Linked DNA regions of Mus musculus: all the other regions are linked to region 1. A link is a loop called in an ENCODE intact Hi-C map of the cell type or tissue named here. Cell type or tissue: left cerebral cortex. All regions are shown on one strand.

Region 1 (8,000 bases):
TAAAATAAGATTTTCGATTTAAAATTTAAAAACTAAGCTATATGAAATTGAAACGATATTAAAAGGTTATAAATAACTCAAAACCTGTCACTTCCTAAGTATTTTATTATATTTTATAATTATCATTGCTTTTGAACTTGTCTGAGACTAATATATCTCTGAGATAGAAATATCACATACTCGCATTCCATTATGCACCTCTTCCCAACTTTGTATCCAGCAGCATACAGTTGGTAGCTTGAATTTGTCCATGATGGGAGTATTTACACCATAGGAAAGGGTAACTATCAAAGATTGCAACCACCTCTCTCCCTCGCCCTCTCACTTTCCTACTCCCTCTCTCTCGGTTTCTCGTCTATCCTTAAGCATTTACCAACATCTCACTGGTAGTATCTGTTGAATAACTGCATAGAGAAAACAATCGCTGGGAAACCTGCCTAGCACGCACATCTTTTCAAACCTCCCTTGACGAAAGCACACGGCATGGAGCATAGACAGAGACCACCACAAAGTGACTTCCCCATCTCCTTTGCTCCAGGGAAGCCCTAATATTAAACAGCGTTCTCTTGACAACTGAAAACCCTGGTTAAACAGAAATAGAATGGAAGTGTTTTCCTCTAGGGCTTGGTTTCTGAGCCAAATGCCTGTCTTGCCATGAGGCCTCTGTGGCCTGCAGGGGCTGGGGGAGTCAACTTAATCTTCTGCAGAATCCAAAGCAATCCACAGGAGCCTGCCCTAAAATTGCATCTGCTCTGGTTTGCCGAATGGAGACTAAATGATAGCCAAATGGCGCTGATTTAATGTTTCCCAACAACCAGAAAATCCCCACAAGAGAGATAAATCAGAGGATGCTGGTCTGCATGTGCACGGGGTGGGGGTAGCCAGGGCAGCCCCATGATGGAAACCACCGACAGAGGGCTGGTTACTATCCAGGCAGAATCCAAAAGTACTGTACATGTCAGAAGGCTGGATCATAGCCAGGATCTGAGGCGCTGAGATCTGTTAGTAATTCACTGGAAGGACAAAGTTCCAGCAATACAAAATTCAATTGTCCTCCATTAAAGAAAGCCTCTCTCAGTACCAGCTGAGTACAATTGATGAATAAATCCCTCCCATTAGTGGAAAGATAATTTCACATAAATACATCGGGAGACCTTCAGAACAGGACTGGAAGTCTTTGCTGAGCCTCACCTGATTTACTGGTTTGCCATGTAATTGCATTTAGACCAAGGGCCTCAGAAGGAAAACACTGACTGAATTAGTATTAGCCAGACTGTGCAGAGTGAGGTGAGGTGAGGTGTGTGGTGGTGGTTTGGGGATGGGGGTGGGGGAGCAAGGCATGTGGTGCATTGTGGATAGTTGTTGTTGCCTTCAGAAAGGACAAGCTGACACGAGTGAGACCAGCTGCTTACAAGCCTGGTGTTAATTGCTTTTCTCATCAAACAGAGAAAAGTTTATCACTTGAGGGAAGTAAGGATCTGGGTGTCTAATAAAGATGGGCTAGAACTTGAGGATTTTTTTCATTAGTGCCCACAGGCCTTATTAGTAGCTCTTTCATAGGCCAGAAAGAAGGGTGGGCCTGAACCGGGAAAATGAAGAGAAGGTGAGCTCCTTCATTTTTGCCTGAGACGGGTCATCAATGGCTGTTTCCACAGTATCCTGATCTCGCAGAGCACTCACCTGAACCGGCATCTTCACTCCCATTCATTGCTCCTTCAGACACACCAACAGATCTAGCATCTAGCCTAGAAATGGAAGGTCCGCACTCCAGACTCCTGCAACCACCTTCCTGGTAGCCTTGTGAAAATATTAGTACCTCCCAATCTCCTCGTTACAAAAACGGAAAGGATCCTGACAACTTTCTGGATGGTTCCTTCAGAGGCTGATCAAATTGCCTTTGGAACCACCAGAGTTGGGGAGGAATTCTGTCACCATTACATCTAGGGCGGGTCTTCTTTTGGTTTGTTTCCTATTTTGAGGTCCTTAGGAAATGTCATCTACCAAATTATTCTACTTCTGAAACATGTGAAAACCACCCCTCTAGATGATTGCTAATTGCCCTGTTTATTTGCTCAGTCCTCTATTTTGCCCCTGTGACTAAGTACTCACTAGGCACGGTCCAGGCTCTGCACTACAGAGAAAGCCTTGCCACGCCCTCACACTGCCTGATGTCTGGGTGGAGAGGAGAGGGAGGTGCAGCTTAGCAGGATACCAAGGCCTTGGTGTGCGGTTTCGAGGGAGCGAGATGAGAGTTCTGAGCAGGAACTTCACAGAAGTCCTCTGAAGTGGGCGCTGAAGGACAAGACTGTTGGAGTGTGTGTAGAGATGACATTTTAGGCAGATGGGAGAACATTACACACGCACGGGCACCACACATTCTCCTGGAAAATGCAGGAAAAACGTATGGTTTGTGGTCTAGAATACAAGGGACAAAGGGGAGGGAGCTGGGAGTGGGAACAAGTCCCCAAGCAGATACTCCCAAGGGGGTGCTATCATCTATCCTTCTCTTCCCAATGCCAGGTAAAAGCAAGTATAGCCTCCATCCTGTTCTCCTGTGTTCTCACTTCCAGTAATAAAACCATGGCTATTGTTACTTACCATACCATTGTTACATTGTACCTTACCATACCACTGTTACATTGTACCAAGATGAAAAAAAAAAAAAAAGAAAACAAAACCAATAACAGCAAAAAAAGAGGTGCAAAGAACTGTCACATACCTGCACAAGCTCAGAGCTCTAGCAAGTAGCAGAACTGGGATTTGAACCCAGGCCACCTGACTCTGTTGTCGCATGCTTGACTATACCCTGTTGTTCCCTGGAGTCAGCCTTCTCCCCTCACAGTAGATGACAGCCCTAGTGAAAAACTTGAAAACGTTCCCCCAGAGTGATTCTCTCAAGGACACATTGATACCTCGAGACGTGATTTTTTTTTTAAAAAAGAGATTATTGTTTGTATGAAGTGAACACGTGGGGCTCCTGGATGTTAGTCATGTCTAGATGACCAGTCTTCTGGCTATGACTTCTGGGGCTTCCCTGCAGACTGTGAAAAGTATCTCATGGTCTTCTCTCTTCTCTTCCCACAGGCATGCTTGTGTCATCCGTGGACAAGTGATGACGTCAGATGGGACCCCATTGGTTGGCGTGAACATCAGTTTCATCAATAACCCTCTCTTTGGATACACAATCAGCAGGCAAGATGGCAGGTAGGAGACCCTTTGTGGGCCAGGGAGAATTAGGCCTGAGAGTTAGGAGCTGTAGTCTTGCAGCATAGCTGCCCTGGATCGATTATGTGGACAGAGGGTCAGACCTGGACCCAGACAGCCTATATTTTAACACCCCGCTCAGCCACCTACTGTCTCCTGACCTGCACCTGCCTCCGGCCTCTGTCCCTTTGACTGTAGATGTGACACCTTCTTCTCATGAGGATTTCACATAAACAGAGGGTTCCTTATCCATATTATGCTGCCCAGTGACTCGTGGAAATACTCTCGTGAATCTACTTTATAATGGATAAGATGGCTCCTTGGAATCTAACCATTCGGTTTCTACCTTTCAGTTGCTTAGAAGTGGCTCCCATAGAAGCCATTTAGGCGATAGCAGAATTCTATCCTTTTACTTTCCCTGAGAACCATCAACAGCATGTAGTAAAGCTAAGGTTTCCTTTAAGGAATGGCCCTAGACCTACCCCCACCGTGTGACTAAAGTATGCTTGGACAAATATTGCCTCTTCATCTGAAGCATGATTCTAATACCATCTACCTCATACACTAGGAATGGATAGGACAGTACAGTGGCTAAGGAAGCACCTAGCTATAGTTCCTGTCTAATAAACCATTGTTTCCTGCCACACAAGAATTCACTTCCTAGTGTGACACGCAGTAAGTAAATAAATAGTGGGTATAAAAAAATACTAATTATTACAAGTTGTTGAATAACGAGGACAGAGTAACACAAATATTTCAGAGCAAAAGAAGGCAAGAGGAATATTTAGGCTGTCGGTGGTGAGACGTCCTCTATTTTTAATGAAATCAGGTGATGTCAGTCCATCTGGCTGAGCGTGGGCCCATAAGGTTGATTCCTCACTCAGTGTTAGAAATTATGCTCCAGCCTGATTGATTTTAGCACCTCTTTAATCCAATATCAGATGTGAGCATGTCCCAGCCGAGGTGATAATGAAGCAGGACTCATCTGTTTGGAGACATGTGTGCCTCTTAGACAGCTTGGCAAGCTTGGTGTACGGAGTCTCCCCTCCTCCACGGCCCTGGGAAGGGCACAGCTAAAAGGGGTCTGTGCCAGTCTCCAGGGAGTAGACTGGCCAGGCCAGGCCACTGTTCCCTGCCCTGAACGGTTTCTGCCAGAGGCCCCTTAGCAAACACCCACCCATGCATGAAGGAGCTTCCTTTCTTGATTGTGTCTGTCTTCGGGTATGGATTGTACAGAAATGGCAGCCGTGGGAACCCTAGGCCATGGGTATTCTTAGTACGTTATCGCCCACAGGGGAACAGTCATCCAAACAGGAGCTTTTGGAGATTGTTCTTTTTGCCACAAAACTTTCCACATAAAAGAGCAAACCATCAGTCAGTAGGCCCCTCTGGGCTTGCTCAGACTAGGACCATGAACTACACCACAGTAATCCTACATGTTGTGACCTTAGGAATCACCTATTCTTTGACATCTCTGGGCTACGATTTCCCCATTTGTGCTATGCTGGCCCTATCTACTGTTTCTTGAGGGCACTGAGCACCAGGAGGGAGGCTTCCTGCATCAGCCTCCCACACTGTGACATAGAAAAGGTGCTGCTTAGAGCTTGCATTTCAAATAAGTCCTCGCCCATGCACCATGGGCCTAAAATGTTCTTTCCAACACAGACATAATGTATGGGAACGTTATCACTTGTTCCCATAGTGTGTGAAACTCCCTCTGTTGTACATGAACAGGGAGCATCTGGCCCACTCCACTCCTCCTTCCTTGGCTCAGTTTCGCTTAAGCCTGGTTTATAGGAGAGGCCACAAGGCTAAAGATAGTCAGCAGGTGAGAATGAGTGCATGTGTGCTGGAGGCCTAGGCTACATCTGACTCACCAGTACAATCTGCGGTTTCTAGGCAGCACCAGGACACTCTCACCAGTTCCCTACCCACAACTTCACACACACACACACCACTTGATGTCAAATGTTAACAGTAACTCATACACAGAAAGCAGTAACAAAGAAAATACTCAAAAAGATGGAAAATGCAAGTCATGAAGAAAAACCAAGAGACCTAGAGACAAGAGAAGCGGTTCAGGCTCACTGACTTGAAGTGTGGGGTCGTGCTGAGCGAGATGCCCAGGGAACAAGTGGCATCCTGGGCTTGCCCATCCATCACTCCAACTAATTAGTAACCTTGCCAAATGGTTATGATGCTCAGCCTAATTTTATAGACGGAGAAACTGAAGCTTGGAAAGGTGGTATAACTCACCTGTAATGTGAGAGTGGTGTTTGACCAACAAGAGATAGGCTCCATTTGAGAACCAGGCCTTCCCTCTGGGGTCAAGTCCATGTTCACATCTACATTAGGGTTTCCCAACGAGATGAGTAGGCCTGGCCTTGGCCTGTTGCACTCAGCCCCTGGCATGGCCAGCTGCTCTGGCCTGCTCATAGCCTTGAAGAAACGTCTTTTCTTGTTTGTCATCTCTCCCTCCCTATAGGCTGCCTCTCTTGAACCAAGCTTTTGAGTCCAGCCAAACTTGTGTTTGGCTGTTAAAAAACCAAATTAATACAGACACTCATTCGTTATGTGACAGGAATACCACCCCGTAAGTGTTTCCTCTAGACGGTGGGTGTTCTCTTAGAGAACATACCCTGAACTCTTAGACTACAATAAATGCCCACCCTTGGTGTTTCTCCATCATCCCTTTCTGAAGGATGGTGCCATCTAACTTCTAAACATTAACATAAAAAGGGCAATGTGCAGTTAAGTATGTGGAAAACTCCCGCAGAAAGAAGAGTCTGTCTTTGGGGTTTGAGAAACCATAATCAGGGTCATCTACCATGAGCAGAATTTGCCTCTGGGACAGGATGGTTGAATACAAGATCCTTGCAACCTCTAAGGAAGGGAAGAGTGAACTGGGCAGCCAACGCTAACCAAAGTTGTGTGTGTCAAGGTAAACGTGAGATCCTGTGTTGAGGGGTCTCACAAACCAGCGACAGAGATAATCACTGGGTTGATCTGAGTCGGTAGCTAAGGCAAGAAGGGACTTGCGAATTTAGCAGCCATTTAAGAAGAAATGGTAGTGTCTCATGTATTCATTCTGTAAGCTAAGTGTCCCTAGAAAGTCAAGAAAATGGGTGTCCTAGGCACTGTAACAATTATAGTGCACTGCAGCATAATCTGTCAGGAGTCTCTGTGACACAACAGACCCCTAAGAGGAAACAAGAATCCTGCTTGAGCAAGGCTTTGTCGTGGCAGGCTCAGCAAGCATGCCCTACCTAGCTGGGCATGATAGCACACACCAAAAATCTCATATCTTTCGAGGCTGGAGCAGAAGAATTATTAGTTGAAGAGTAGCCTGGTCTACACAGAGAGGCTCTGTCTCAAAAAATAAACCCACAAAGCTAAATGTACCACCTAAGAAGACTTTGTCCAAGGAGGTATTACAGTGGAAGAGAGCTGGCAGACAAAGCTACCGGTCTCCGGTCACCATAGCAGATAAAAAAAAAAAGCTCAATACAAGAACAAGAAGGAGAGAAGCCCAGATGTGTTCCAAAAACTAAAGTCTTAATGGCCAGAATTACTCAAAGATGGACCTGCCCTCCTGTGGCTACAGCAAGCTCTTGGGGACTCGATCTGTGCAAGTGTGAAATGAACAGCCCCTTGCTGGTAGTTCGGTAGCAGGGACCAGCCCTTCACATTGGGAGAGACATGGGAACATGACCACTAAGTTCATTTCTGGGGGCTCAGCTACTACATGGCTTCAGATTTTCTTTTTAGAAAAAAAAAAAAAAAGCAAACTCTAGGCTGGATTCCCGTACACCAAACACAGGGCTTGAAGTGACAGCCAAACACTGGTCTTGGCTAAGCAGACCTATCCTGCAGGATATGTGCCACACCTTGATTTCCAGCCCCTGTACCCATAACCTGAGCTCTCCTAGCCTCTGATCATGTGGCTATAGAACAGAGGCTGGCCTCCCTAGAGGGCTGGCAACTGGCAGAAACATTAAGGTATGCAAATGGGAACTCACATTCCTTGACTTTCAAAACTGAAAGGCTCACATCATGGTTTATAAAGGCAATGCCAGGTAAGGTTTATCTGCATGTGGTAGGGACTGAGGTGCTAGATTCCCAACAACTGCTAGTATGTTTCTGGGGGAGTCCTATCTGGGAGTAAGGTACTTAGGGGTAAAGCAAGGAGGATTTTTATCTACATGCTCTCACACAAACCTGAAACAAGAGGCCCAGGGTAGAGCTGTCTGGGGCAGCAAAGGGCCTGGAGAACACAAAGCCAGAACAAGAATCAGGAGCATGCATTACTGCTCAGAACACCCTTAAAGAGCCATGAACCGAATCTGGGCTACTGTCTCTGGATGCTTTGTAGCAATAATCTCATTTCAGCTGGACACTTGGGTTTGCATTTCTCCTTGCACTTACAAGATACTGTGGTTCTAATTACACAATCTCAAACTGCTTAGCTGCTTAGGACTTCAGAACAACCCCTTTGAGAGATGGACAGACGACCCAATGGAGAAAGTACTTCTGTATAAGCATGAGAACCTGAATTTGGATCTCCACCACCCACATAAAAGCTGGGAGGGAGAGACATATGGATCCCAGGGGCTTACTGAGCAGCTAGTCCAGACAAAACTACAAGCTCCTGGTTCAATAAGAGTCTTGTCTCAGTGCCTGGACCTGGTAGTGCATGCCTTTAATCCCAGCACTTGGGAGGCAGAAGCAGGCAAATCTCTGAGTTTAAGGTTGGCCTAGTCTACATAGTGAGCTCCAGAACAGCCAGGACCATAGAC
Region 2 (8,000 bases), 66 kb before region 1:
AAAAATGTGTTTTCCTCACTTTGGCCACTACGGAGGACTTTTGGCAGGTGAGAAGCAGGTTTGAGGCTTGCAGACTTCGTAAATCAGTCTTGAAAGTGTATGGGAGCCATCTGCAAGTGGATCCTGCTGAGTACAGCTAGTTGTCAGTGTCTATTGGAGGGATACCTGTGCCTTCAGCTGAGAAGGACTGAGCGGAAGCATTTTAGAGCTGGAAGACCATCGAGTGAATGCTTCCAGCGATAGCATCAAGAGTAGGCTGAGACCCTTCTGTGGATTCGATTCCAGGGTAAATACGCAAATGAATAACGTCCGTTTCTAAACTCCAAGGTTCATGGTCAACAACGTTGAGGATATGGTGTTTCCATAGTGATAAGGACTTGGTCTGCTTACGCTGCCAAAAAGTCTTCTCAGAGATTAGGGCTTTAGAATTAGCTCTGGAAGAAGGAACAGAAGTTGCAAACAGGGACAGCTGCTGTGGGAAGAATGATCACAGAGGAGCTAAGAAAAGGAAGGCCCACCACGCCCATGGCCCCCAGCCATTGCAGAGCACAAGGAGACCCAGAAACCAGCCCTCTGCCTCTCTGTGCTGGGCTCCTGCACCAGGGCTGGAGGAGGCGGCCCTCCCACGGTACAGTGTACGGTAGCTTAAAGGGAAAGTCACCTGGCCTTGAACTTTACTCAGACTCTTGGATTTTAAAACAAAATTCAGAATGGAATTCCCTGAGTGACGTTTATTTAGAAATGTATTTAGGAAGCCAGTACTGATGTAAACACCTCGGGACGTGGGCCTTTCCAGGCGAAGAGATGCTCAGAACCCACAAGTCTCACTCACTCACAACCCAGACAGCTCACTTAGCCCTGGAGGGAGGCCACATGTTGGAGTGGTGTCTCTTACTCAAGTTCAGGCAGTTCTAGAATGTTCTCCCCTCCCACTGGCCCCTTTGCTGCCTTCACTGGTGACCCTGCTGTCCCAGAAGCCTGCCTTGCTCAGCCCCTGGCTTCTGCTCTCGGGTGAATCCCTACAAGGCCTAGAGAAGATGCCTCATGGACTAAGGATCAAACTCGGGGCTTCTGTGAGAGCGGTGTGTGCTCTTAGCCTCTGAGCCTCCCTCCAGCCCTGAGGAAGCCCTTTCCATCCATACCTCCCGTTCCTCTTCTGGGTCCCAGGCTATTGCTCAAGCCCTCTCCCCCAGTCGTTGCCCTTGTACATCCCAGAGCACTCTGCGGCATTTATGTTTTGATGCCCTCGCATTCCAACTAATCTCACTATAATTCCTGCTATTTTAGAACAGGAAGCAGTCCCCGGGAGTCACTTGTGCCATCGCCTTCATCATAGAGAGCAGAAAAGCAGGGTTCAGAGAGGGAAAGAAAGTTGGTTTTGGTCATACTGGAAGACTGGAGCCCAATACATGCCCCCTTATCCTCAGGGAGAATGTTTTTTTTCTCTGCCATGCTGCTGACCAAATGACAAGTCACTTGTCACTGTTCAAGTCTGAAATGGCATTGTCACTTTTATAGATGCTTTTATTATTATTATTATTTAGTTGTTCGTTCTGAGAATAATTTAAATAATATATGTGGAGGGTGTGTACATATGAATGCAGTACCTATAGGGGCCAGAAGAGGGCACCAGATCCTCCGGAGCTGCAGGGACAGGCAGTTAGGAGCTTGTGAGTACTAGGAACCAAGCAGTAGCCCTCTGAAACGCTACTTCATGCTCTTCACCACTGAGGCTGAGCCATCTCTTCATCCCCCAGTCTTGGTCTCTTGATGGACTCCTGTGAGCTACGGCAAACTGATTCCTCAGTTCTTTTTGCACTCCCGACTCTAACTCTTCTCCTCTACATTAACTCTTACTCTCCCAGCTCACTCTGCGACCTTGGGAACCGATGCCCATCCTCTAGGTTTCTTTTCTGTTAAGTGAGCACATTGAGCTTAGTGGTGATTTGGAATCCTTTAACCTCTGAAAGTTCTAGAATTCTCTGCCCTTCATTCGTTTCCCTGCCTCTCAGGGCATTGCTTCAGGGCCCTGGCTTCTGCTGTGACGGGAGTTCCTGCAGGCTCTAAAGAGTATGGCATCATGGAAGGATGCTAAGTTTGGAGGCCAAAAGCCTGTGTTCAAATTTTGCCTCTGTAATTAGTAGCTGTGGCCTCCTGCAAATTGTTTTATCTCTCTTGGCTGCGTTTTCTTTCTAATGAAATGGGAACAACCATACTTATACTTGTCAGATATGGTGACATCAGAGAGGTTTATGGAACTCCATGGCCCCAAGCCGGTGTTCTCGGCATAATTGTATCTCTGTCCTGTATCCCACATTATTGACAAATGACGACTTCTGTAAATACTCTATTTAGTAATTAGAGCAACAAACTGCTTAAAATTTTTTTTATTAAAATCTTTCTGAAATCCATTGTGCTTCCTTGACATGTCACGCAGAGTATTTGTCAGAGGGACTCGGGGAGTCAGAGGAAGTTAACAGTCCATCTCCATGGCTGGGCATGGGGCTGAGTGGGGAGAGAAGGAAAGGAATATGTGCCTTTCGGCAGAGCATGGATTTCTCCCGCAGTCAGTGAGGACTATTGAAGAGCTCTTATTAGCAGAGTCACAGCATCAGGTTCACCTCACAGAGATCAATCAGGCTGTCGGGTGAATAAATCAGCGAGTGGAGAATGCTAAACGCTCACCCACAGACTGCCATAGAAGAGCCAGCCGGGGAGGGGGGAGGGGGGAGGGGGAGGAGGAGAAGAAAGGGGGAGGGGAGGCTGGATGGATTCATGGAAAACAGAGCCAGATGAAGGCTCACTTGTGCGCTCATGCGATGGAACTACAGATAACCACCGCTCGCAGGTCATACCGCTTCCTCCCAACTGTGTGTGGCTGCAGCACTGACACATAACAAAGAAGATCCGTTTGAGCCGGGCATGGTGGCGCACGCCTTTAATCCCAGCACTTGGGAGGCAGAGGCAGGCAGATTTCTGAGTTCGAGGCCAGCCTGGTCTACAGAGTGAGTTCCAGGACAGCCAGAGCTACACAGAGAAACCCTGTCTCAAAAAACAAAAAACAAAAAACAAAAAAAAAGAAGAAGAAGAAGATCCGTTTGGTTTATAAATGCTCGGAGACTGACGAGGTGACTCAGTAGATAGAGCGCGTGCCTACCATACACAAAGCCTTGGGTCCCATCCTCAGTACTTCATGGAGTGGGTTGAGGTTATGCACGTCTGTGATCCCAAGATTGAGACAGGAGGATCCAAACTTCAAAGTTATCTTCCATTACACAGCAAATTCAAAGTCACCCTGGACTGCTTGAGTCCTGTCTTAAAAAAAAAGAAAGAAAGAAAGAAAGAAAGAAAGAAAGAAAGAAAGAAAGAAAGAAAGAAAGAAGAAGGAAGGAAGGAAGGAAGGAAGGAAGGAAGAAAGAAAGAAAGAAAGAAAGAAAGAAAGAAAGAAAGAAAGAAAGAAAGAAAGAAAGAAAGAAAGAAAGGGAAAGGAAAGGAAAGGAAAGGAAAGGAAAGGAAAGGAAAGGAAAGGAAAGGAAAGGAAAGGAAAAGAAAAAACAAAAAGTATGTGTGCATGTTTGACCCCGGGCTCTGTAGCATGAAGCCATCTACACTTTCAGCTCTCCCTCTCTTCTCTTCCAGAATCAGTGGATAACTGCCCCAGCAACTGCTATGGTAACGGTGACTGCATTTCCGGGACCTGCCACTGCTTCCTGGGTTTTCTGGGCCCTGACTGTGGCCGAGGTAAGCATTCACATGAGCATAGTGGTAACTGCTTCCCAGACCCTATGGCTAGCTGGGGTGCACATCTCAAAAGGAACTTAGGACTCACGCTGCCTCCTCATGTACCCAAGAAATACTACAAGAGCAATTCTTCAGTGGCCTGACAAAGGCAGTTTGGCAGGTAGAGAGAGCCAAGTCCTGTCAGTCTTTGTTATCCAGCTATGGGTAACACACATGGACAGGTCAGGACTGGAAGGACCGTGTTCCTTCCTGGGGTACTGAGGGAGGCAATGAGGGACCCTTTGAGAAGTTGATTCCCTCTTTAAAGGGACCATCAGCCTCTGTCAAGCACCTTCTCCGCCCTTCCTCTCTGGCCTGTGGATGGGAAGCATATGGAACCCCTTCCACTTCTACACAACCCAGACAGAATCTCAGCTAAGACACCAGCAGATCCTGGAGGCCTGGCATAGCTTCTCACACACCATATATACTGCTAAAGACAGCAACAAATTCTGAGATGACCTGAAGGCTACCTGAGACCTACTGTGTGCTTTGGGCCTTCATTTCTGTTCTAGAAACATGAAGAAGGAAACATCTTGAGATCTGTGGTCCTGAGAATTTGATATTCCCCAGAGAAAGCCCAAAATGGCCTCTTGTCTGGGTTTCTCCATCTCTCTACCCAGAAACCTCTGGCTTTGGGTCCATTTAGGAGTTGTCCTGTGCTCGATACTAGGCTTATCCCACTGCCCAGGCCTGGTGCTCTCAGGCCATTCTGAGAGAGTAAACCATCTGTTATAAAACAGCATTAGAATACCTGGAATAGAGGCAGCAAGGTTAAGTGTGGCTGTCTTTGCTAGGCAGGCAGAATATCCACTCAGAAAGGTGGAGAAGAAATGGGGTAGAACCAGAGTCTAAGGCTTGTGGAATTCAAGAACAAAAGTCAGAAATGATTTCCAAGGCCAAGGGAATAGCATCCTACAAATCCCTCCTAGGGTGTAGTGCTGGAGACTCCGCCTACTTTAGCTACTATGAAATAGGCTTGCCCTGAGACTGCCAAGCTGGGAAGCACAGCGATTGCCTGCTGAGTGTTCTAAAAAGAAAAGACACCAGGTGGGGCCCAGCAAAGGAAGTGCAGAGAGAGCCTAGTCATTCCTTCTAAGGAGAATTACCATCTCATCTCAGACGCATGCACTCCAGGTTAAGAGTCATGTATAAAACAGCCTTATTGTATTCACCGTGAGACAGGTGAGCACTTGTACCACAATGCAATATAGCTTATTTTTAGATAGTACCCTTCATAGAGATGATCCCAAAACCTTGATACTAAGAGACAGAATGGAAAGATACTTCAAAGAGCTAAGTTGGGCTCAGCTCTTTTTGTTGGAGGGCTGTGATGTAAGAGGCTGGAATGGGGACCTGGAAGACAAGGGAAGCAGAAGCCAGGGTTAAAGACAACAGTTAGTGGTGATGCAGTGGGGGGGGTGGGGGGGGAGTGGTGACAACAGAGGGCTATCAGGAGAGTGCCGGGAGAGGCAAAGCAGGCAGCCAGGAGCCCCAGATACTATCTTTTCTACTGATAATAAGAAACAGATGGCAGTTTCCTTTCTGAAGCTCCTGGCAGCCAGGGCGCTCCATCTGAATCAGAGGAGGCCAGAGAAGCCAGCAGCACCCCGTGCCAGCCCCCAGCCGCATGCCACACACCTTCTCTTCCAACCCCAGAGGTGCTTAAGCTGCAATGAACCATCGCAGGGGAAGTGGGTGATGGGTACACAGGGGAGTTCACTACCAATCAACCGGTGTGATCAGCCGAGCGGAGGGGAGAAGAGAAGAGACACCCATGACAGGGTGCTGGGAAGCGACTCACCCAGGCTTTTGGTACTGTCTCTTCAGCATCCTGTCCCGTGCTGTGCAGTGGGAACGGCCAGTACATGAAGGGCAGGTGCCTGTGCCACAGTGGCTGGAAGGGTGCCGAATGTGACGTGCCTACCAACCAGTGTATTGACGTGGCCTGCAGCAGTCATGGCACCTGCATCATGGGCACCTGCATCTGCAACCCCGGCTACAAGGGCGAGAGCTGCGAGGAAGGTGAGATTCAGCCAGCCTGCCTCTAAGGTAGAGGCCAACCTGCTCTGTGGAATGGCTTTCAAAGACTCCTGCTTTGAAATCTGACAGAGCTCTGAGTCCTAGCTCCATCTCCTCCATAAAGCCAGGCTACCTTCCCCAGGGGGCCACTGTGAGGGCTGAACGAAATAGCCCATATCAAGCACTTAGTTCGGTGGCTGACACCTAGTAAATGCTCCATAACTGTGGCTCTTATATCAGTAGCGTTATTCGGGGACAGCCAGGCTTCGGCCTCCTTCACCCAGGGTTTGGAAATGGATGGGCTTTACCGTTTGCAGCCGATGGGCAATGGATACACTTGCTACCACCTCCTATTTCCTACCAGCCAGCACCGAGGCTCCTTCCCCAGTGGGGCAGAGAGGTTCCGAGGAAGGCTAGTCTTCTAAACCCACTTAGTATGTGACAGAGAGCCTGCATTTACAGCACCATTTTCTCTTAAAAGAGAGAATGTTAACAGACCTAAAGTAAGAAGCCAGGCGGGATCAATGTCTGAAAGGCATTTCCTGTCTCTGTTACTTATAGCCCTTCAGTGAGCCACTGAGTACTGGTGCAGACCTTAGCTTTGGAGGTGCCGGTAGCTGTTGAAGGAAGATGGCAGCCTGCAGGACATGAGGATCTTCCTTAATTCCCTTTCCTTAAATCACGTGAGGTGAAGACCCTGCGCAGAAGGGTCTAGTAGGAGAGATTCCTATTAGAACAGTGGGATGTTTCACCTGAGCATGTCCATGTGGCATTCTCCAGACAGAAGGACACTGGACAGTGGCCCACGGCTGTGGGATATTTTTTTTCAAAGAGAAAGAAGTAACGTTTAGAGCTCTGATTTACGTTATCCATTTGAAATGAAGTGTTCCTCCTCCTGTTCTCCTTTCTGAAGAGGGCCATCTGGGACTGATCTCTTTTATTATTTCTCGTTCTCTGCTAAAACGTGTTTGTACAGTCTCATGTTTATAATAATGTTTTGGGGGCCTCCTTCCTCCCTCCTCCTCCCCCTCCTCCCTGGGCTCCACGGCTAACGGGTTTCCCGTTTATAAAACATCAGCTAACAAGCTTACTTTTTTTCTCTCTCTCTTCCTTCTGAAGTTTATAGCTCCATATTTTTTTTAAAGCCTGAGAGAAGGCAAAGGCAGGAGGCTTGAAGGGGGACCAGGGGAGGGGCAGGAGAGTGCAGACTCAGATCTTTTGGAGTGAAAAGTGAGACTACGCTGCCTTCCCAGTCCTGAAGGGCATCTAGTGGCTTGTGTGGTCACTGAAGCATGGAGCATTTGGGGGTTGGGGTAGTAGGGAGCCTGTGTTTGCAGCCTGGCCGTGTGGGCACCGTCCTCCATTAATGAGCTAAGCTTCTGCAAGGAATTTTGGCTCTGTGAAAGAGAAAAGGGGGACTGTCTGGTATGCCTTCTAGAAAGAATCTAAACCAAGTTAGCCCACCTCCCAAGCACCTACTCCCTCGCAGGCCTGCTGGTACCTCCTGCATTACACATAGCTCCCAGGAGATAACCCATGTTCATGAGGCTGTCTCGGTGTGAGGGAAGAAGAGAGTTTTATCCTTGGAACTATCCTGTCACCCACAGGCCCAGGAGGAGGCAGACCCAGGCCACTCAAAGCCTCCTTGGCAGAAGGCTACTGTAGCACAGGTAACAGCCCTCAGTTGAGGATCAGAGCTCAGGGCCAATGGCATTCATCAAGTCTAGCCCGGGTGCCAGGAGCTCCTTGTCCCTGTCACACGGAACTCTGTGAGCTTCCCTATGCTTCTCAGGTCACCTGGAAGCATGGAGACCAGATTCTTAAAGAGAAGGCCTCTCATTAGCTCATCTTAGTCTTTATTCTCCTGAGACTATGGGGTTCCCTTTGCTGGTTCCCCGGTCCCTCTGTGTATGAAAGGACAGGTCTGCAATGACAAGTACACTTCACCAAAACTGATACCCTCCCAGGCTGCACTCAAGCATTGGATGTGTACAGGATCCACCCTGAGGGCACCCTGGGCTCCTCGGAAGCAGGGTCAGCCCAAAGCTGGGGCCAGGCATTCACAGGATGGGAAATGCTTTCCTAGGTCTCTTCGTAGGATTTGCCAAGTTGTTTGCTGTCAAGTTGGAAAGCTCTCTGAACCAAGGGAATTGCCACAGTAGTCTAATGGGCTGGAATAATCCTTCTGCGGTTCCGGG
Region 3 (8,000 bases), 270 kb before region 1:
TTATGGTGGCTCTTCCTACCTCAGTTAGTGACAGTCGAGAAACTCTTACACAGACGGCCAGACAGTCTTGATCCTCCCAGGCTGATGATGAGTATTAACCATTATAGTATGCCAAACCAAAAATAAAGAATAGAACATTGATAACAGGTAGGAGAACCTGCATTGAAAGCCTTCAGTGAACTGTATGTATCCTTCACAAATTCCAATGTTCAGGGGACATAATAATAAAAAATGGCTTATTTAATAATAGTATAATTATACTACTGAATTAAGTGCTATTAAAATTTATTTAATAATATATATTCTGCAGTAATTATTACAGGCCAAGTATAAATATACTCTTTAAAAACCCTTATTTTACCTTCTTGTCTCTATAAAACTGCTATGTTCTTTTGGAGCAGATAAGAAAATAGGAACTGAGACATGTTAGGCACCAATCATGCGATCACTAATTTAATAAGTGGCAGGGACCAAGTTCAAGCATAGATATCTGCATGACTCCACATTCTCGTCACTGCCTGGAGCACTGTTGACTTGCAGATGTCATGGATATTGAAAGACATGGCTGGCCAAGCTGTTTTCATGAGCCTAGAGTAAAACCTTTGTGACAAATTTGATGCATGTTCACAGACAGGGAATATACAGGAGCCCCAAAAGGCAGAGGGGAAGTTCCTCGGAGCAGCTATCATAGCTGAACCAAGTGAGCTGGTTGCTGCTGGGTATCCTCAGAAAGCAAGGTAAGGATTTGTCTATTGTTTGTTCCTATGTAGCTGGCTAATTAGTCTAAAAAGTGCCGCCCATTATTGATCAGTTTTGTATTCCACCACAATGATGTCTTAATGAAGCCCACAGTCTACAGCTCAAAAATGGGGTGAAAACTTTAAAGCGGATGTGATAGTTAACCTTGCTGTCCCCTTCGGGGGTACAGGACAGTCTCATGAGGGTATTCTTCAATGAGCCTTTTAACTATGCCTCATGGTTAAATGCATCCTTTTTTCTTTACATTTAACCTTTTTCACAGGTCTGTGTATGTCTTGGCAAAACTGTAGCATATGCATCTTCATGGGTTCAGAGCCTGGACATGAGAGTCCATGAATACACATGGGTTTGAAGGTATTCATCATATATCCTGCCCATCATGCCCATTATTTGAGAATGCTAGCTAGAGATCCAGGAGAATGCAAGATATAGAACTCTTACACAGAATACAAGACTGAGTACCTCAGAACAACCCAATCCCCAAATCTCTCACCTTGCCACTTCTTTGCCACTCTGGATGAAAGAAGCCTGAGATGTAGGGTGGGCTCTTTCTGAAGTCTGCAGGATCCTTCCTCATTTCCCCCTGGCTTCTGATGAGTTGCTGGCCATTCTTACCATCCCTTGGCTCGCATCATGGCAGCCTCTGCCTTCTGTGACACGGCCGTCTCTCTATCAATGTATGCATTTATTTCTTGACAGTAAGGGCAGATTGGATAAAGGGGCCTCTAGCTCCAGTGCGACCTCATTTTACAATTCTAGCCATAGCAATCTTATTTTCAAATATGGCATGTGCTGAGGTCTTGGGCATAAGACATTAATGTGTCTTCTGAGGGAAAAACAGCCAGCCCCATTAGAAATGCCTGTTAGGCACCAGGCACTCTGGTAGGCACCATGATTTCCCAGGCAGAAGTAGGATTCTTGAATTCATGGGCCTCATGAACAGCAGGCAAGAAAGAACACTTGAGTCTGAATGGTGGACCGGTTGCCACTTCCTACAATGGACTCCAGGGACCCTGAAGCTTTTCCCTACTCAAGCCAAGTCAGACCTCCCAATCTATACCCCTTCTTGGTGACTCAGCCCTTCACGGGGGACAGGATGACCCCAGAACACATTCCTGCCTGGGACTACAGAAGTGACCCGGCAGCAGAGCCTGAGCAACATTGTGTGTGGCTGAGTACTGACCTGACAATGTGTCTGTGCTGAAACCACTGGATGCAAGCACCTGCAAGTGTCAAGGGAAGGTGCCCTTGACAGTATGTGAGTTACACCAATATACGTGTTCAGTGTGGAAACAAATTATGCCAGTGCTTGGGAAGTGTGGTAACAAGTGTGTATGGATTTGAGCATAGATGAGGGTGTGTGTGATGGAAGGTGAGGGTGGAAGAGAGAGAGAGAGAAAGAGAAAGAGAGAGAGAGAGTGAGGATTTTCTGTTAAATACCTGTTGTATTCTAGAATCAGCCAACAAGCAAAGATGAAGTCTTTTCTCCCATTATGGAAGGAATTAATAATTCCATTATGAAGACTTCCTAACTTTAAAAAAAAAAAAAAGCCATCTAGCTAGTGTTTGTTAATTAGGAACAGGTCCCTGGGAAGCTGCTGTACAGCAACACCAATAAATCACTCATTAACTGTCCATGGCTGCCTGCCTCCAAGTCAGCTGTATTGCAACTCCAGAGGGAGCTAGGCCAGGAAGATTTCCACTTCAGACCTGTCAGCTGGGGAGAGTTGTGTGTCCCCACCCAGTCCTCCTGTGGGCACTCCTAAGTCACACCAGGCCAGATAGGGCTGAGTCAGCACTCCTAGATTCCTAGACTTATGTCTGTCTCTGCATCCAGTCCTTCCAGTCCCCACTTGTAACATCACTGGCATTCCTGTTCTCTGGTCTGCCTTGACTGGTTCCATCTTCATCATGTTCTCTCCGAGCCCTGGTCATACGCTTCTCTAGTGTCTTACGGCTCCTGTGCCTGTACTTCTACTGACACCTCCCACCACAGACATGGTCCTATGGGTACTCCTCTTTAGCCAGTGCCAGCCAATGCTCATAAAGTAACAGCTACTAGCAATGCTTTAAATTCTTATCTTTATCTAAAACCACCATAACCTGGGGAGGATAAGTGGAGTAACTCTTAGTGAGAACAGAAACTTCTCTTGGGAGTGATGAGAATGTTCTAGAACCAGGTAGTTGCAAAAGTTGCATGACCTCCATCCAATGCTACTGATGTTTATGGGGACAAAAAAGGACAAAAAAAAAAAAAACAAAAAAAAAAAAAAACAAAAACATCCAAACAAATGAAAACAGAAGGAAAATCCTAGGACATCTTATCTTCTTTAAATATACTTACAGTTTGGTGTCTTGCAGGGCTTTGCAAAAGTATGCTTTACTGAGCAAAACCCTCAGCCATCACACATTCATCCATTAGATCGGTTCTTGGAATATGGAAGTGTTTGGGGTAGGAGGATTCAGGCTAACAAGCTGCAGAATACAATCTGTGCGGTCCTCCAAAAACTAAAACACTCCTTTCTATACTTACCTCTACTTTATATACAGAGAAACCTCCGAATCATGAAGCCATGGACCTTGCCAAAGTCACAGCATCCTAAGGAGCTCTGCTAGGATATGGATCTCAGCGTTTTGCTGTTGTGTGTGTTCAATGCCTTTAGCTTCCTCCTTGTTTCTGGCCCAGCACCAGCTAACTCCACCATAGTATGACTAAAGAGTAGGAAACACAGTCTTGATGAAGGTACCAAGGACTGTGGCTCCTCCTCCTCTGACCTGGAACTCTCCTGGCCAGCCTGCTTGCCTTTGGACGAGGGCCTTCCATTGAAGCACTTTCCAAATCAGGCTCTGTCTAACATCTTAGCGAGACATTTGTATGAGCACTCTGCCCTTCTGCCTAACAGGGACCTCAAAACCTGTGACGCTGGAATGAAATGCATTAGTATGTTTGTTTTTGAAAATACGTGGAATCTGTCTCAAATTTAGAACCTGCTTTTGTGCTCAACTAAAATGTGTTGAATGTTTTCGGGATAGTAACTCCAAAAATTATATAGTGATACTTGGTCCGATGAAACTATTATTTAATCTGGTATAGATAGGGGAAGGAACTGTCAGAACTGAAAGCCTTTGGCCTCGGGAGCTGAGGACTCTTCACCTTGGAGCCAAATCCAGATATAACCCTGGAAGCGTGCAGGGTTATAGTTTGGTAGAAAAGGGATAAAATGGGCCACCAGTTCCCCTCCCCAGGGCACTGAAGCAGACAGCAGCAGCTGCATGTAGTTTTGATTGTCATAAGTACAGAACTGTTTCAGAGACAAGAACCAAAAAGTTCAGTCCTACCCTGAGTCCAAACAGAGACCAGCGGAGCACTGTGGGGGAGAGGGGATATTGGGGTGCTAGCATGGGCTATTTTCTTTTGACTCTAGGTTTCAAGTTCCAGTTTCGAGACCTATTTGCCTATTCATTCCCGTATCCTTGGTACTGTCCAATGTGCCGTCAGTACCTATACCTGCAGGTCCGATTTTGGCAATTATCGATAGAAACAGTATTTCTGTATTTGCAAGCCTGCATTTGTGATGGAACAATTAGAGGCCAATCCTGGTGTTTCCGTGATTTAACTGGCTTTGCTTCTTCTGTTAGTCAGACTTTGCTCCGCATCGTCTCTCAAGGATCCAGAGTAATAGAGATTGCATTTTCTGCAGCAAATGGCTTTCTGGCTGCTTTTCACAGCCCATGGCTCTGCTTAGTCATATGGCTCTGCCTAACTACAAGGGAGCAGAGAAATGTGTAACTACATAGATGGGGGAAGGAGAGAATATGGATGCAGGTTGTGATATAGTTTTTGGCTGTGTGCAAGCACTAGACCAGTGATTCTCAACCTTCCTAACGCTGAAGCCCTTTAATGCAGTTCGTGTCATGGTGATCTCCAACCATAAATTTATTTTCAATGCTATTTCATAACTGTAATTTGGCTATTGTTATGAATCATAACCTGAATATCTATGTTTTCCAGTGGTGGTCTTAGGTGACCCCTGTGAAAGAGTTTCTGACCCACAGGTTGAGAACCACTGCTACCTTGCCCCATCTGGCCTATTATAACAAAATGACTTAGGCTGTAAACTATAAACAACAGAAAGTTATTGCTGGAAGTTCTGAAGTCTAGGAAGTGTAATATCAGAGGATCAGTAGATTCCTCGTCTGGTGAGGGGCCTACTTTCTTGGTTCCTTTTCTATGTCCTCACATGGTGGGAAGGGGAACAGTTTCTTCAAGCCTATTTTATAGATGCATTCATTCTAGAAATAAGGGCAGAGTTCCTATGACCTAATCAATTCCTTGGTGCCTTAGCTCTTCAAACTAAGAGAATGCCTGAAATTAGGTTTCAACGTATGAATTTTTCAGGGACATAAACCGTCAGGCCAGTTGGCAAGGCAACTGTGGTGATGCAGTGAGGGATGCTAGGGCATGACTGTAGAGAGAGATAATAAGCTGAGAGCTAGACATTGTTGTGTCTGAAGGACCCAAGGAACCTCTAAAGCCAAAGTGTTTGGGAAGCACTTGAATATTAGGGCCAGAGGCTTAGGAGAGTTTTCCCACTTTCCCTAGTGGCTCAGAAATTAAAGGTGTGGGGGTGACCTCTGGGGAGAATAGTGCTTGCCTCCGGGGATCTCAAATTACACATCGATCCCAATACCAGAATTGCTTTTTTAAATTGTGTGACAATCTGGGTGCCTTTGAAATGGAGTCACTTCCTGCTTGACACTTTCCTAAGGCCCAGTCTCCCCAGCTGGGAGAAGTCACAGCTCCCTGGGCTTCTGCCACCCCACCCATCCCCCAGCCCCCACCCCATCCCACCCTCCCGTGGGTGTTGGGATCCTACACTGTCATTGTTCAGAGGCAGAGTCCCGGGGGTGGCATTTGTTCACCAGTCCTGGTGCCCAGGTGCTCAGGTAGAGTTGCTTGAACAAATGAATGAGTTAATGACAAGCTATTCAAAACTACTGGATCCCTTGTGAGACCCAAAATAGTCCTTCCACACTGGAGAGGCTTTTTAATAAGTTATAACACAGCAAATTAAAATAAACATTTGTCTAAACTTCCACCAACCAAGTCTCCTGAGGGTTGAACACCTTTTCATCTACAAAGTGCTTTCAAAACAAGAGCTGATTCTCCCCCTCAAGGCCCCTGGATATTGTAAACAGTAAACACATTCAGAAATAGATTAGCATTCAGTAGCTACGTTGCTGCAGGCTAGTTTTACAGAACACCTTCTCGGGAAAGAAAAGTGAATTGTCTTTGGGATTTTTTTTTTTTTTGGTGGGGGGTGGGCAGCTTCCACATGAGGCAGGGGTTGTGTCAAAGGCTTACAGCATCGTGGTGTTATGCTCTCGAGGCACATGTAGGGCAGGCATTCTGCTTCCTGCTTTAGAGATTTCAAGCACTCTAAGGTTCCAAGTCATAACTTGTCCAAGGGCACGTAATGGATAGATGAAAACCAAGAACTTCTCTTAAGTTCTGCTAATGCCTCAACCACCGGCCTTCACCTCAAAGGTTTATTTCCCAACATTTGGTCTACAGATTGCCCAGACTAACAGCGTACAGGGGGTGAAGCATGGCCCCAGCCAAGATTTATTAGATGAGACTCTGGAGGGAGAAGCTCGGGAATGGCATCTTTAGCAAAGCTCCCAGAGTCGTCTTTGATCACCTAGACCTTATGCCCATAGCGTGTCTCACAAGCTGAGAGAGATGTCTGTCTAAAGGGATGAGAGGGGAAAATCAAAAGGGAATCACTGGGTCCAAACACCTCATGCCTCGTGTTGAGTTTGGCAGCTCAGCTCTGTGCACAAACCATGTGGCAACGGCTTCCTCCCCCTGCCTCTGCAGGCTGCGCCGGCCAAGATGGAAAGCTTCCTCTGTGCCCTGCTTTTCATGGCAAGCCTGGGTGGATGTTTTCTCTCCACTCCATATGGATTTTGCAATTAACTCACTAGAAAAGTAAATCACAGGGTGCCTGGAATAATGAGTGCAGTGAGCAGCAGACTGCAGCCAAGTAGACTGGGCCCGGATCCAGCATGACTAAGGTTGCTGGGCGGGCACAGGAAAAAGGCAGGAGGCTGGAGGCTAAAGGAAGGCAAGGGCTGAGGGAGGAGGAGAGCAGCCACTGGGGAAGATGGAGGACCTTTGTGAACGTGAGGTTTAGGTTCCGTGTTCCTGTCCAACTCGTAGGTTTCGGGTTACTCTGACTGGCCGTACTAATGATATCATTTTGCAGAAAAAGAAGCTGAGACCCAGAGAGACACCATTGCTCCCCAACTTTGAACTTTCCTAGGAAGCCTCCAAACCTATCTCCTGGCCTACAGGGATCTTTTCTCTCATGTAGTAACTAAGTAGGAAGAACCCCTTCCTCATTAGCCTGGGGACAACTGGGAGCCTGAGAGAGAGCTGATCTGGGGGGGGGGGGGTGTGCAGCTCCTCATCTGTGAAGTGGGATGGCGATTACTCCTAACTGACAGCTATCCAATCTGGTATCTTACAGAAGAGCATGTTAAACCCTGCGTGGCACACAATAGGACCTTTGAAATGCCACTCACCTTTAATGAGTGGTGGTTCCTTCACAGACAAAAATACCATTGAATGACACAAGGAACAGAGACATGAACAAGCTATCATAGGAAGTGGGGTTTCTAGAAGCCTTGTGGATCGAGAAGGAGATAAGTCATGGAAATCAAGAGCAGTGGCCAATGCCTCTGGTCATCCTAGAGACTGCTGCTGGTGCTGAGTCTACTGACTGGGAATCAAAAGGCCTAGGACACTGCCTTTCTTATCATCCTACTTCTCAATGGGCCGGTTTAATCTTTCAAGATGGTGGGTTGAGCCCATCTTTGCCTGGAAAGCTTACTGCACGGGCAGAACCATGAGATGCAACTTGACTCCACAGGCTCTAAGAGACACTCTTGGGTCAAGCTACTAGCCACTGCAGGGGAGCCATGGGCACACATGCACTTACCATGGGTTCTTTTTTCTTTATTTATGTTTATTTTCAGCAAGACTGAAGCCTGGGCCGGGGCCTTGTCTGTATAGTGCATATGGGCCACCACTGAGCTATATCTCTAACCCTCCTTTGCTTTTTATTTTTCGACCCCTAGTTTGCTCATGATGGCCTTTAATTCATTCTATAACCCAGGCAGCTCTTGACTAATAACCCTCTTGCCTCAGCCTTGCATGTAGCTGGGTTACAGGCCTG

Evidence for each region. A loop is a pair of places that touch in the nucleus more often than their neighbours do. Peaks named below come from ENCODE experiments on the same cell type or tissue, not always from the same donor. Only the 100,000 strongest peaks of a DNase experiment are listed, where the experiment ranks them.
Region 2: a loop joins it to region 1, with 4 times the contacts of the local background. A loop is called at or near these places in 2 of 42 quality-filtered maps.
Region 3: it touches region 1 in a loop (7-fold over the local background); 2 of 42 quality-filtered maps call a loop at or near these places.

Annotation. Positions count from the first base shown.
Region 1 is chr7:96,834,192-96,842,191 of GRCm38, forward strand. It overlaps Tenm4 (teneurin transmembrane protein 4), which reads left to right. Exons shown (of 33, transcript NM_001310762.1): 20 at 3,085-3,204. Among named protein-coding and RNA genes, the nearest start is that of Gm15413, 37 kb to the left of the region's middle. In left cerebral cortex, a CTCF peak has its summit at 896; DNase peaks (open chromatin) are centred at 952, 4,186, 4,470, 4,930 and 1 more place; H3K27ac peaks cover 6,628 bases.
Region 2 is chr7:96,768,365-96,776,364 of GRCm38, forward strand. It overlaps Tenm4 (teneurin transmembrane protein 4), which reads left to right. Exons shown (of 33, transcript NM_001310762.1): 14 at 3,640-3,741; 15 at 5,611-5,805. Among named protein-coding and RNA genes, the nearest start is that of Gm15413, 29 kb to the right of the region's middle. In left cerebral cortex, a CTCF peak has its summit at 1,628 (motif pointing right); DNase peaks (open chromatin) are centred at 489, 1,659, 4,814 and 5,389; H3K27ac peaks cover 2,897 bases.
Region 3 is chr7:96,568,722-96,576,721 of GRCm38, forward strand. All of the region lies in intron 6 of Tenm4 (teneurin transmembrane protein 4), which reads left to right. Among named protein-coding and RNA genes, the nearest start is that of Gm15413, 230 kb to the right of the region's middle. In left cerebral cortex, no CTCF peak of the experiment used is centred here; DNase peaks (open chromatin) are centred at 3,315, 4,469 and 6,720; H3K27ac peaks cover 1,111 bases.